3 separate regions of the Homo sapiens genome follow, and all the other regions are linked to region 1. A link is a contact called in ENCODE Hi-C or POLR2A ChIA-PET data. All regions are on one chromosome and are shown on one strand. The core of a region is the stretch at or near the end of the contact, and the rest is flanking DNA. Distances in the headings are between cores, read along the strand shown. Region 1 holds the start of FAM117B (family with sequence similarity 117 member B). Region 2 overlaps ANKRD44 (ankyrin repeat domain 44). Region 3 holds the start of HSPE1-MOB4 (HSPE1-MOB4 readthrough).

Region 1 (4,356 bases), core at 1,067-3,566:
CTCCGTCTCAAAAAATAAATAAAAATATAAATAAAAATAAATACATAAATAAAACAGTGCTCTGGTTCTAATTAGAAAACACTATTCGGGCCGGGCGCAGTGGCGCATGCCTGTAATCCCAGCATTCTGGGAAGCCAAGGCGGGCGTTTCACCTGAGGTCAGGAGTTCGAGACCAGCCTGGCCAACATGGTGAAACCCTGTCTCTACTAAAAATACAAAAATTAGCCGGGCATGGTGGCGGTCGCCTGTAATCCCAGCTACTCAGGAGACTGAGGCAGAATCGTTTGAACCCGGGAGTTGGAGGCTGCAGTAAGCCGAGATCGTGTAACTGCACTCCAGCCTGGGCAACAGAAACTCTGTCTCAAAAAAAGAAAATACTATTCATCATTTTCCAGGGCAATTCTCTCTAAATAAGTATTATCTAAAACTTTCATAAAATAAATAGTAAGAAAGAGTCATCCTATTCCTTCCATTTCGGAAACTATTTCATCTGAATTTGTTTCCTGAAATTCCCAACCATTCTGCCTGGAAAATTCTAACAGAAGTTCCCCAGACAAGGAAAGACAAAGATATATGTTGACAAAAATGAATACGTAAGTAAAAACCACCCATTTCTTTCCTTAAGGCAACAAGATTATAAATTTTATTCCTTTCCACTTCCCACAATTTGAATTTCTCTTTTGAGTTACTCTTTATGAATGACTCCATTGGCACCCAACAGCTCCATTCAGGACCTTCCCCAAGAAAGCTTCCAGGTAAACAGAAAAACAACGAATGTTAGCTCCCTAAAACAATAACAAGATGGAGACAAAACACTGGATTCTGTTTTTCTACATTCAAAACACAGAATCAGTACACAAAATCAGAAATACACCCAGAGCCTCAGACAAAACCCATAAACCTTCCTAAGGAATCTTGTTTAATTTTCACTTCTTGCTACCCATTTATCAAGTCTTAGGAAATGCTAAAACACGGTTCTCAGCCTCCTCTGTTCAGTGATCCAAATCTGCCACTGCTAATGCATTCAGTACCCCAGATCTGAAACTGTTTTGTGAACAGAAATACTTAGCAGCAGCAGATATGGGCTATGCCAACATTAACCTTGTCCCTAAAACAAAGTGACAAACCACTCCTAGCCTCACCCTCAAGGGAGGGTAAGCAGTAACGACTCCTCCAGGAGTAAGGCCAGGAAGCCAGGTTTATCATTAACACTCATCAGCTCAAGCCCAAGGTTTAGCCGCTGCACCTCCACCACCAGGGAGCCGTGCGGGGCGGGCAGAGGGGTGAATGAGGCGGGCGGGCGGGCGGGGCGTAGGGTAGGCCCGGGAAAGGCGGGGCCGCACTGCCGGGTCCCCCACCGCCCGGCACCGCCCCCAGCCCCGCCCCCAGCCACCCGGGCTCCGCGGCAGCTCTGCAGTCCCCGCGCGATTGCAGCGCGCGCCCGGGACCCCTTCCCGCAGCCGCCTCCCCCTTGCTGCGCGACCCCCAGCACTTACCTGCTTTGCAAACCGGGGCGCTGGGGCTCCTCTTCTCCGGCGAGCTTCGGCTCTGCTCCGGAGACCTCCTCCGATGCCGGACGCGGGCTGGGGGTGGGGCCGCGCTCACCTCGCCGGTCCACAGGTGGGTGGGCGACGAGCTGGGCGACGACACGGTGCCCAGCAGCGGCGGCGGCGGCGGCGGCCGTGGGGGGCTCCCGCGAGCTCCAGGCGCGGCGCTGCGCGTGGGGCTGGTGCCTCGCGTGGACGTCGCGGACGCGCCCGTCTGCGTGGCCACCGTGGGGCTGGTGCGCGCGGCCGCGTTCCCGCCGCCGCGCGTGGGGCTGGTGCTGCGCGAGGCGGTGCGCGGGCCACCGCCGCCGCCGCCGCCTGCGGGGCCTGAGGCGCCACCACAGCAGCCACCGTTGTTGTTGCCGCCGCCGCCGCCGCCGCTCCGCGTGGGGCTGCCATGTTGCTGCTGCTGCTGCTGCTTCAGCTGGAACGGAACCGTCGCCCTCATGGGCTGCAAGCGGCTCCCGGGTCCCCCGGCCGTGGCCACCGCACCACCCCCAAGGGAGCCGGCCGGCGTGGGGGACCCATTGCGCCTCACCCGCTGGGACATGGTCCCCCCCCTCCCCGGTGACTGGGCGAGACGGGGGGTTTTGTTGTTGTTGGGCTGCAGGGGGAGGATTCTCGAGGCCGGAGGGCAGGCCCCCCAAGACGGGGTGACGAAGCCGGACTCCGGGGTGCAGGGGGAGACCGGGCCGGGGCAGGCAGCAACGAGGTGGTGCAGCCGCCGCCGCCGCCGCCGCCGCTCCTCATCAACAATAGTGTCTCCTCTGCTGCCCCCGCCCCCCACGATCGCCCATTGGTGCAGCGTCAGCCGCGCTCGAGCCGCTCCACTGCTCCCATTGGCTACGAGCAGCTCGGGTCCCGGGCCCCCGAGGCCTTGAGAGCCTGGGTGTGCGCGGAGACCGTCTGCTCTTTAAAGAGAAAGAGACCCGCCCCCCGCGGGGAGGGAGCGGAGGAAATGGGCCCTGTGTGTATGTGTAGTGTGCGCGCGTGTGTGTGTACACGTGAGTGCCCGTGTACGCGCGCGCCTAGCCACGCGCGCCTTTCCTTTCCCGCCGGGGGGAGCCCTGGGGACTCAGACTCTGGAAGGTTGCCAAAGGAAATGTCCAGACCCGGAGCAGTTCCCAGGGATGGTCTGAAGCCTTTTCCGCATAACTCATTTCCTTACCCCAGTGTTCACTTGTGTTCACCTGTACGCGCATCTCGTTCGGGCTTTTATTCTTAATGTTTTTGTTCTGCCCTAATTCCATCTACCTATGGGCAGGGCTCAAAAGGAGAAGAAATTTAACTAATCTTACTGGCATTTTACGCCCCTCTCCTTTTATTTTTTAGAGCTCTACAAAGAGGCAAATCTCAGAAAGATTAAACTTGCCTGTTAGAATGCGATTTTAGATAGTATCTATAGAGTTCAGTTACCACATGTTATTCCTACCCTCCTGTATCTCAAGTAATCAAGACTATTTTAATCAGCTGCTTCGCTGTTCCCTGATACCTTGGAAGGATGGCTGCTACCTTACCAGTTTGTAAAGTGCTATAGTTTACAGAGGGCCTTATTTGATTCTACACGATCATTGTTTGAGACAGAACTGGGACAGCCATCCATATTTTTGTCTAGCGGAGGAAACAAGTCTTTGGTGTGGCAAAGACTCGGGAAGGCAGGCAGTGACACTATTTCTAAAATGACCTAAAGGGCTCCTCATCAAGAAAATAAAAAATGGTGGAGCCAAAACCTACACTCCCACCTGTCTGGCTATAAATTGCCTATCCATGACCTCTTTTCCCTCTACTATTTTTATTAGTTGTACATGCTAGACAGATTTCGTCGTGTAAAAATGTGGGAGTGGAGGGCATAGTATGATTCACTCTGGACCTGAAATCCTACTGGGTCCCTTTGCGCGGTGGTGGAAGGCCTTTTTTTTTTTTTTTTGAGAAGAAGTCTCTCTCTGTCACCTAGGCTGGAGTGCAGTGGCGGAGTGCACTGGCTCGAATCTCGGCTCAGTGCAACCTCCGCCTCCCGCGTTCAAGCAATTCTCCTGCCTCCGCCTCCCAAGTAGCTGGGATTACAGGCGCGTGCCGCCACGCCCCGTAATTTTTCTGTTTTTAGTAAAGAGGCGGTTTCACCATGTTGGCCAGGGTGGTCTTGATCTCTTGATCTCATGATCCGCCCACCTCGGCCTCCAAAAATGCTGGAATTACAGGCGTGAGGTGGAAGGCTTTTAAAGACCTAGAGAGGAGGCCGGGTGTGGTGGCTCATGCCTGTAATCCCAGCACTTTGAGAGGCTGAGGCGGGCGGATCACCTGAGGTCGGGAGTTCGAGACCAGCTTGACCAACATGGAGGAAACCCCGTCTCTACTAAAAATACAAAATTAGCCGGGCGTGGTGGCACATGCCTGTAATCTCAGCTACTCGGGAGGCTGAGGCAGGAGAATCGCTTGAACCCGGGAGGCAGAGGTTGGAAGGAGCCGAGATCGTTCCATTGCACTCCAGCCTGGGCAACAAGAGCGAAACTCTGTCTTAAAAAAAAAAAAAATTAAAAAAAAAAGACCTAGAGAGGAAATTAAAATCCCATGACCACCACTTACTCTGTGACCTTGAGTGGATCACTAGCCAGTCTCCTTATCTGTAAAATGCAGTTAAACAGTACCATGTGCTTCATACTGTTGTTATGATTATTAACCAAGGATGATATGAGAATGTGGTGTGTAGAAGATGGTCAGCACTTCCAGAGTCTCCATGTGATTCAGAGACCCACATCTCTCCTTACCATCCATTCCCCTTTCTCCTCCTCTCTCCCCCTCCACAGAGAAA
Region 2 (4,356 bases), core at 603-3,102, 5.4 Mb after region 1:
TCCCAACTATATCAGTGATAGGTATTAACTGTAAGATGTGGTATATACAGATGAGCAAAAGAAAAAAGGAGAAAATAACTTGTAATCTAATCACTAAGACATAAATACTACTGACTTGGTCTTTTTTCTCTTACTCTTCCTCTTTATGTATGTATGTACATATTTACTTAAAATATAGACTTGCTATCTCATTGTATATGTTACTTAATGCAACAAAATTCTTTTTGCATGTTTGCCAGGTGCCAGACACTAGGCTAGGCCTTGGATATAGTTTTGTTTACTGTTTTTTTTAAATTGTCACTTAATGCTATATGATAAATATTTCTCCAAGTCTTTAAAAATTATTTGAAATGACATTTTTAATAGCTGCATAATATCCCATCATTTTGATGTGCCATATTTTATTATGTCCCTGAGATTGGACAATTAAGAAGCTTTTGGTTTTTTTTCTATAATAACCAACACCCTAATATACACCCTGAACATAAATCTTTGTGCTCATCTCTGATCATTTCCTTATAGTAATTTCCCACAAAAATTATGGGGGTAAAGAATATGAAAATAGCTATAGCTTATCTGAGGTTGCTTTTCAGTTGCTACCTTCATCTTATTCTTTCTTTGTCTCCAAAGTGACTTGATTGCCTTAAAGTGATTCTAAAATTCACATAGCATTAGAGAAACCTAGACTATGCTTTAGAAAACAGTCTATCTTCCCAAAGATACATATACCCTCTTAAAGGTGCTGTAGTATTGCCAAGATACATACACATATAATATCTTAAAGTTGCTGTATGTACCTTTTTAAAAAGAGAAAGAGTTCTAAGCTTGTTTACTTAGAAGGTCTAATAAATCAGATCATTAAAAGTGTGAGAATTGCCTGTTTATGAAAACGTGCAGTTGGTTCAAACTGGCTATATAAATCGGCCAGATTGTATGAGCCAGTCTACAGGAGCTTAGCAGTGTACAGGTCCAATTCCATTATTTGCTCAATAATAGTTTTATGCTTAGGCTCAGCGTATGAGGCTGATAATTGTGGCATGATAAGACTGCACAGTGCTCAAGTGTATAATGAGCAATGCTTAGCTGGAAGAGAGAAAATATTTATCAGTGCTTTGCTAATGAGATGTTTTTTATATCATCTAATGAGTTGGTTTTATTTTAGGTAAGGTTAAATGTGTTTAATATGTTTCATAGAGATCTTGAAATAACATGTGCTGAAATAAATTAGAAAAAAAATCAGAAAAATTCCAAGTGGGCTCTCTGGAGTAATCACCTCGTAGATATTATTTTGAAAACCAGAAAACTGGTTGGAAGATGATATGCCAAAAATAACATTGTCTACATTAAACAGACTTACTTTATAGACCGCTTGTGTAACAAGATGTATAATGCTCTCCTTTGAGAACTTCTCCTTCCTTCAGGCTAACCTTGTTTGGGTGATATACCAGACTGTGTTAGAGGGGTCATAGCTCGCTGGGTGGCTAAGCCCCTATATGTGTGAGGTAGAAGTCTTGTAGAGTCAAAATTACTCTTGAAAATCTCTTTGGAAGGTGCCACCATGGAGGCCTGTATACTATCCCTTGTGGAGGCCAACACAGCCACTTTGGCCTGCAGAGTTGGAGCCGCATTGCTGTTTCTTTGAGCACCAGATAAGAAGTTGGCTTGCATTTAGGGGCCAACTTGTATGAAAAATATGTTTCTTTAAACACTAGAATCCCAGTCAGCTCTGTGAGATGTTCACACTGTGAAAAGCTTTCTGGAATGAGATGCAGAGGAAGCTGTGGGGTCGTGTTTCCTTTTTTCTCTCTCACCGTGGGCATGTGATCACCGAGTTCCTGATTGAAGTGTGTGTTTGTGTGTGTACGTGTCCACCTCCCTTCCTTGTGGGTGTTAACTGAATTCTTTTGAGCAAAAACATGTCTGACATGACACCACTGCAGTTGCTGTGATGCAGAATTTTTACTCATGTAGAAGTTCTTCTGTGAGAGCCTGCAATAACCTTTTTGGTTAATACTCCCTATAAAAGGAGAGTGGAAGAGGCAGGGTGAACAAATGTGTTATTTTGAATGAATGTGAATGAATCATGAGCAGAGATTTATTGAGGGCCTACTATGTGCTAGCAGTTAGGGATATAGTGGTGACCACAGTGACCGAATCCCTGCCCTTCTAAAACTTATGGTCTTGGTAGATTCCTGAGAATTTGCCTTTGTCTAGGCAACAATGGACTGACTAGATAACCATTAAATACATAGGGGTTCAAATATTTAGTGCAGAAGCATTTTGGGTTCTCGAATAGGGACTGTGTGATACAAGTGGTTTCTTTGAAAATTATCCATGATCTAAGCTCACACACTTACTGGCTCATAAAAGCCAGTTTCAGAGGCCAGATGACTTTCGTGTTTGGTGCCAGTGTGCTCCCACTGGATCCCTATCTGCCTGGTTGCAAACTCTTGGCTCTAGTACTGCCTGATCTCTAGCATACTTTGATCCACCAGAAAGTCCCTCCTTGTTCCAGTTCCAAAACTCTAGCTCTGCAATATCTCCTCTCCTTCCCCCAAAGTGGTGCTGTGGGGTGTGTGTGTGTGTGTGTGTGTGAGAGAGAGAGAGACTGAGAGAGAGAGAGAGGCTCAGTGAAGGGAATTCCCGTGCATGAGCTTACTGTTGATTACTAGCCCTTCATCACCGGAGTGTTGGTCACAAACCTGAGGAGGGCAAAGTGATTGGAGTCCCGAGGTGCTTGTGTTCCTTTGGCTCTGTTGGTCTGGATCTGTCGATCACCTTTCTTGGGGCTTCTTTGTGCTGCGTCGTCTCCTGCTTGCTGCCCCCCACTATTCCTCTTCTCTGAGTTATGGTTTATAACCTGCTGCATCTCCTAATGAACACCTGGAACCTCCAAGTTGGGAAAAGAAGGAGCATCTCATGGTGCCTGGGGCAGCAGGATGGTGTGGCCCTGACTTGGCCCAAGATTCTTGTGCCCCTCGAGGTGGTACCCCTGAGAAATGTACTCATGGGATTAGCGTGATTTCACAGATGGTTAATTTTTTTAAGTTAGTTAACTAAAGACATTATTTTTCCATTGAAATGAACATGGATATCTTAAGGCAGCACTAGACTGTAAAATTCATGTGAATGTTAAGTTAAAAACGTATTTTTCAGGCAGACATGTAGGGAAAGACGTTCACTCTTGTCTTCTGTTACAGGTACTTTGGTGGAAGTACCTGGTTGATCCTGGCTCCTTGGCTAAGTTATTGAAATTTTCTGCAGAATGGGGATAGTTGGAGGATTCACTGGGATATGCAGAAAACACTGAGTGTGTGTTACTTGCCATCTCTTCCTGCTCCCCATTTCCCCACAACATCCCTGGGTTGTCTCTCACCCTGGAGGTATCCTGCTCCCTGTGTCACTGCTTCTGTGGCAGGAACTATGCCTTCCCTGCCCACGTGTGCTGGTGATGCTGCTCCTGGGTGTCCTTGGATCTGCCCAAAGGGCAACTCCTGTGATCTCCCAGAATATTGAGGGTGCAGGACCAAGGAGTCCTTAGAGAGCAGCTGCAGCCTAGGTCATGGCATAGGGGTGGGTGGGATATGATTAGAGAAGAGGCAGGGGGTCCTCCTGGCCCGCTGCCTTTTCTCGGCATGCAGGTGCACAGTGGCGTCTACATACTATGAGGGAGTGTGTGATCCCCAGGTAAACCCCACTGATGGAGCAGGACAGGACTAGCTTCTAGACACCCCCTCTCCAATACCACCAAACAGAGCACATCCTGCCCCACATGGATGCCTCTGCCCCATCAAAGGTGGCAGGAGGACATTTGCCTCTCCAGCCTCTCATTCACTGTGCTCAGTTTCTGTTTCTGACCCCCTTTGAAGCTGCCTCTCTCCATAAGGGAGGAATGATATCTGAGCCGAAGGAGGATGACACATGCCATTCCAGTCCACAACCCGTGGCCCCCTAATCTCTCCAAGACAAGATGTTCCAACAGGTGGGGGTGATCCTTCTCTCTTAAGGCCTGCCTTGCATGAGGACAATTTGCTTCCTTCCTAATCTCTGGAAGAAGGTGTTAGAGTCAGATAGGCATTGGCCTTAAGGAACATTTATTTCTGAGTGTACCAAGTGTGTCTTTGATGCTTTCCCAGAGGAACCAGCTCAGTGTAATGGGAACAGAACAAGCTTTGGCGTCAGAGAAATCTTGGTCTGGATGGGACCTCAGCCCCTCACTAGCTTTATAACATCAGTCAGGTTACTTACATTACTGAGCCTTGGTTTTCTCATCTGTAAACGGAAGATGTTAATCGTAACTCACTGTTAGGGGTGAAGAGGAAGCAATATAATGTATGAAAAGTGCTTGCCATACAG
Region 3 (4,356 bases), core at 1,025-3,524, 5.1 Mb after region 1:
ATATTTTCCTTCTTTCAACATACAAAAATTTAAAGTTTTTTTGGATTTAGAACATACTCTTGTGATTGTTTTGTTCCCTCCAAAGAACAGATTTGGGGAAAGGGACTGCAGCTAAGTGTCCACTCCCCAAAGTCTTCCTATTCCTAACTCCATGACAGCTCCTCAGTAGAGCTTTCCTCCTCAGAAGCAACTAGAACAATGCAGTTAACATTATTTGGCCCCAACGGCGTTTACTGTGTATTTTGGCTGAGATCTTTAGAAGCCCGAGGCCTAAACAATTAACTGAGGAACATCTAAAACAGAGGTGTGCAATCTTTTGGCTTCCCTGGGCCACACTGGAAGAACTGTGTTGGGCCACACATAAAATACACTAACATTAGCAGTAGCTGGTAAGCTTAAAAAAAATTGCAAAAGAAATATCAGGTTTTAAGAAAGTTTAGGGATTTGCGTTAGGCGGCATTCAGAGCTGTCCCAGGCTGCAGATTGGACAAGACTGACCAACCTGTTCCTCTGGTAGGTATACAACCAGGTATACCAACTGGTTAAGATTAGGGCAATTTCAATGTGTTAGGGGTTAAACGAACAGTCCAAGTTTCCTCTCAATTCTTAAATGCCCCCTCATTTTACCTTGAAGCACATCTTTTGTATTTATTTATTTTGTAGACAGGAGGTCTCATTATGTTGCCCAGACTGATTTTGAACTCCTGATTTTGAATCCTGAGCTCAAACGATCCTCCTGCTTTGGCCTCCCAAAATGCAAGGATTACAGGTGTGAGCCACCACGCACAGCCTCTTTTGTCTTATTAAAAATTTAGAATGTAAGGCAAACACTGATCACACTAGGCTACCAAATTGCTATTGAGGGGATTTTTTTTTTTTTTTTTTGAGACAGAATCTCGCCCTGTCCCCCATACTGGAATGCAGGGGCGCCTTGCAACCTCGGCTCCTTGCAACCTCCGCCTCCAGGGTTCAAATGATTCTCCTGCCTCAGCCTCCCCAGTAGCTGGGATTACAGGCGCATGCCACCACACCCGGCTAATTTTTGTATCTTTAGTAGAGACGGGGTTTCACCATGTTGGTCAGGCTGGTCTTGAACTCCTGACCTTGTGATCCGCACACCTCGGCCTCCCAAAGTGCTGAGATTACAGGCGAGAGCCACCGCACCCGGCCTATTGAGGACAATTTTTAATACTCTGAAACTATCACATAAAATAAGCATCATAGCATTGGTCATATAAAATAAGCAACTTTATATTAGTCATTTCCCTTTAAGAAACAGATTAGAACCAAAGCAGTTAATGATCTTGAAAACGACATAAACTCTACTTAATAAGCGACTTTTAATACTCCAGAATTACTTCTTTTCCCTCCACTGCACACTATAAAAAATAGTTCCACTGCAGCTCCCATTTACCTTTCCTTTAGAACCCGATCCAACAGCGACTACTGTTGCTTGCAATACTTTTCCTTGAGATTTTTCTGGAAGCATAATGCCTCCTTTGGTTACAGTTTCAGCAGCACTCCTTTCAACCAATACTCGGTCAAAGAGTGGAAGAAACTTTCTAAACGCTTGTCCTGCCTGTAGGAAGAGAAATGTTTTGAAACAAAAACTAAATGTAATCACATTATCAACAGGCAACGCCACCGTGCTATACATCTCAACACGTTTTGGCTTTGAAAGTTAACACCAAACCTCAGCTTATTCGTTAAGGAAGCGCATTTGAATGTACTAACCAATATTCCAAGTTTAATTCCCGATTCCTTACGTCTGTTAGGGGTCGTTGTCGCTCCTCCGGTGAGCAACCAGACCAGCTTTAAGGTCAACCTTAGTTTATTCCAAGGTCAAATGTTTTCCTTCTTCAGGTTTTTCCAGAAATTTTCAGGAAACGCTGGGTCAAGCTCCCTGCCTGGCACCATGATTTTTACCCAAGATATTACACATCCACAAAGGCCCTGCAGAAGCAGGTGAGACGCTGCGCGTGCGCCCGGGTTCTCGCCCCCCTGCCTTACACACCGGCAGCACACGCGCGTGCAAAGAGCCCTGGGGGAGAAAAGGGTCGGGCGGGCCTTGCCGCTCCAAGGTGCCATCGGGCGCTGGTCACTGAGTGGCCACCAATCCCTCCCGCCCAGCCCAACAAAAGAGGGGCGTCAGGGATCCCCGTACGCCTCAGACAGGCCCGGGCCTGCAGGCCTCGGGGCCACGCGGGACTCACCATTACTCCCTCCGCCTCAGACTCGTACTCTGCTCTAGTGTAGCGCCGCAAAGAGACTCGCAGTCCGGCCCTGGCGACACGTGAAAAAATCACCCAGCGCGCAGGCGCGCTCGCCCCAGCGGTCGCCGCTAGCCCCCTCGCCCCTCCCAGGGAGGGAGGGCGGTCGCCCCGACGCGCACCGCGATTCGCCCCAAGGGCCCTGCGCAGGACGCTGACGCGAAGACTCGGAGGCGGAAGAAAAAAGGAGCTGTTTCTAGGCTTTTCTAGGCGCCCAGCCGAGGTGAAAGAACTACCCCTTCGTCCCCTCCCGGAAATGACGCGATTTGACCCTTGAGCCGTAGGGAGCGCGGCATTTTCTGGAAAGTTCTGGAACCGAGCGAGGCCCGGGAACTAGACTAAGCCGGCCGGAGAGGGCTGAGCGCGCTAGCACACCCTGCGCGGGTAGGGAGGGGCGGGGCTCGCGCGCAGGGTGTGCAGATTGCAGGGCCCGGGCTGACGGGAAGTGGGTGGGAGCTGCCTGCACACGCGGTGCCGCGGGGCGGGAGTAGAGGCGGAGGGAGGGGACACGGGCTCATTGCGGTGTGCGCCCTGCACTCTGTCCCTCACTCGCCGCCGACGACCTGTCTCGCCGAGCGCACGCCTTGCCGCCGCCCCGCAGGTACGCGGCCTTCCCGCACCACCTCCCCCCGGCTCCTGCGACCCCCGAGTGGGCCTTCCTCCTCTGCGGTCCAGCTGGAGGGTGCGGGCGGCGACAACCTGGAGTTCCGCACCGCGCCGCACCGCAGGCCCAGGCCTGCGGGTCCAGGCCTCGCGGGTCCATGCGGGTTCCATCACGTGCGACGCGGATCCTGGACCTCGGCTGGGCGCGGGAGGGACAACTCGTGGGGTTTGAATTTGGGGGATTGTAACCACTTAGGCCCGCTGGTGCAACCTGCGCCTGGCCGACTTCAGGGAACCGGGGAGGGTGGTGTACGTGAGGGAACCGCTTTTTTCCCCCGCAGGCAGCTGGGATACCGCGCCTCCAGTCTTGACCTTGCTGGGGGCGTTCGGAAAGAAGGACACGTGGGCTCGCGCCGAGTGGGCCGGGCCGCCGCCCCCAGCATCGCGGCCTTGCTGGTTGCTCTGATACAGTAGCCTTGGGTGGATCCATGGAGACACTTTGCTGAGCGGCTTTTTGCACCGTCAGGAATACTTTTAACTTCCCTGGTCACTTGGATTTGTAACTTGCCTCTCTCCGGCTGACTTGGTTTCTCAGGGGCCACAGTTGGAGTGGGTCTGCCCACAAGGCCGTTTTCGCGGTGAAAGATTAACTCGTTTTTGGCGGCAGGGATAGGTGGCCGTGGGGAAGGAGCCGCATGTGCTTTGTGCTGGTGCTATAGGTCAGGCGCCGGCCGGGGCGGCCTCTTTAGCTTGCGCTAGTGGCTGATGTTCCGAAGCTGCGGCGCCTTCCGTCATTCAGGCGTAGTGGCTGGCGGAGGTCAGCCAGGCTCAGCATCTCACGTTGCTTGCTCTGTTGCACAGGTGGGCATGTTTGTTCTGCAGCGCACCACGGGTGGTAGTTCTGATGATCTTTTTGCTTCCATCCCCAGAAATGCTTCGGTTACCCACAGTCTTTCGCCAGATGAGACCGGTGTCCAGGGTACTGGCTCCTCATCTCACTCGGGCTTATGCCAAAGATGTAAAATTTGGTGCAGATGCCCGAGCCTTAATGCTTCAAGGTGTAGACCTTTTAGCCGATGCTGTGGCCGTTACAATGGGGCCAAAGGTACCAGTATTTTTATTTTATTGTAATTACGGTATTATTAATAGCATTTTACTCACAAATAGTCGCACTGAACTATTCAACAGTACTTTCATCTCCATTTTTGAGAGAACTCAGTTTACATGTAAGAATTCTGAAGTATTGGTTAGCCTTTTTTTCTTAGACATGATCTTAAAGCTTAAACTGCTTCAGCCAGATTTTCGAAACTATTTTGTTCAATGTGTGATGTAATCAGGTAGTAACTTACAGCTCAAGGTGGATTCTTAAACTCGAGGTAGAATTTCGCTGGCTTAAGTTAAAATTTGGATCCTTTCCCAGTAGTTCATGCCAAGTGTAGAGAGAAGAGTTTAACTTATCTTCCATAATTCCTTAGGTATGTGC

What was found. Hi-C counts contacts between places; a loop is a spot of excess contacts on that map. ChIA-PET counts read pairs that join two places held with the same protein, here RNA polymerase II (POLR2A). Pooled maps may share reads with other maps.
Region 2: a map of naive thymus-derived CD4-positive, alpha-beta T cell shows a loop between it and region 1 (8-fold over the local background). The contact joins the enhancer-like site here to the promoter of FAM117B in region 1. A Hi-C loop is called at or near these places in 1 of 168 maps with a recorded cell type or tissue (naive thymus-derived CD4-positive, alpha-beta T cell) and 2 of 50 pooled maps. POLR2A ChIA-PET finds 5 or more read pairs at or near these places in 1 of 52 experiments (OCI-LY7).
Region 3: a loop to region 1 is called in a pooled map, with 25 times the contacts of the local background. The contact joins the promoter of HSPE1-MOB4 here to the promoter of FAM117B in region 1. A Hi-C loop is called at or near these places in 6 of 50 pooled maps. POLR2A ChIA-PET finds 5 or more read pairs at or near these places in 2 of 52 experiments (B cell and GM12878).

Annotation. Positions count from the first base shown.
Region 1 is chr2:202,632,929-202,637,284 of GRCh38, reverse strand. It overlaps FAM117B (family with sequence similarity 117 member B), which reads right to left and starts at 2,316. Exons shown (of 8, transcript NM_173511.4): 1 at 1,497-2,316. The coding sequence starts at 2,097. RefSeq lists silencers at 1,269-1,708, 1,809-1,858, 2,049-2,278.
Region 2 is chr2:197,210,292-197,214,647 of GRCh38, reverse strand. The region is part of intron 1 of ANKRD44 (ankyrin repeat domain 44); the gene reads left to right. Among named protein-coding and RNA genes, the nearest start is that of ANKRD44-AS1, 14 kb to the right of the region's middle. RefSeq lists an enhancer at 1,617-1,856. Within about 2 kb of position 1,852, at least 9 of the 41 ENCODE cell types and tissues checked have a DNase peak (open chromatin) inside an H3K27ac peak, as active enhancers do; they include OCI-LY7, where a contact is called at or near this core.
Region 3 is chr2:197,498,297-197,502,652 of GRCh38, reverse strand. It overlaps HSPE1-MOB4 (HSPE1-MOB4 readthrough), which reads right to left and starts at 2,274. Exons shown (of 9, transcript NM_001202485.2): 1 at 2,214-2,274; 2 at 1,415-1,579. The coding sequence starts at 2,216. HSPD1 (heat shock protein family D (Hsp60) member 1) reads left to right here and starts at 2,813. Exons shown (of 12, transcript NM_002156.5): 1 at 2,813-2,871; 2 at 3,803-3,978. The coding sequence starts at 3,805. It overlaps HSPE1 (heat shock protein family E (Hsp10) member 1), which reads right to left and starts at 2,274. Exons shown (of 4, transcript NM_002157.3): 1 at 2,214-2,274; 2 at 1,415-1,579. The coding sequence starts at 2,216. RefSeq lists an enhancer at 2,154-2,213 and silencers at 2,354-2,413, 2,604-2,933.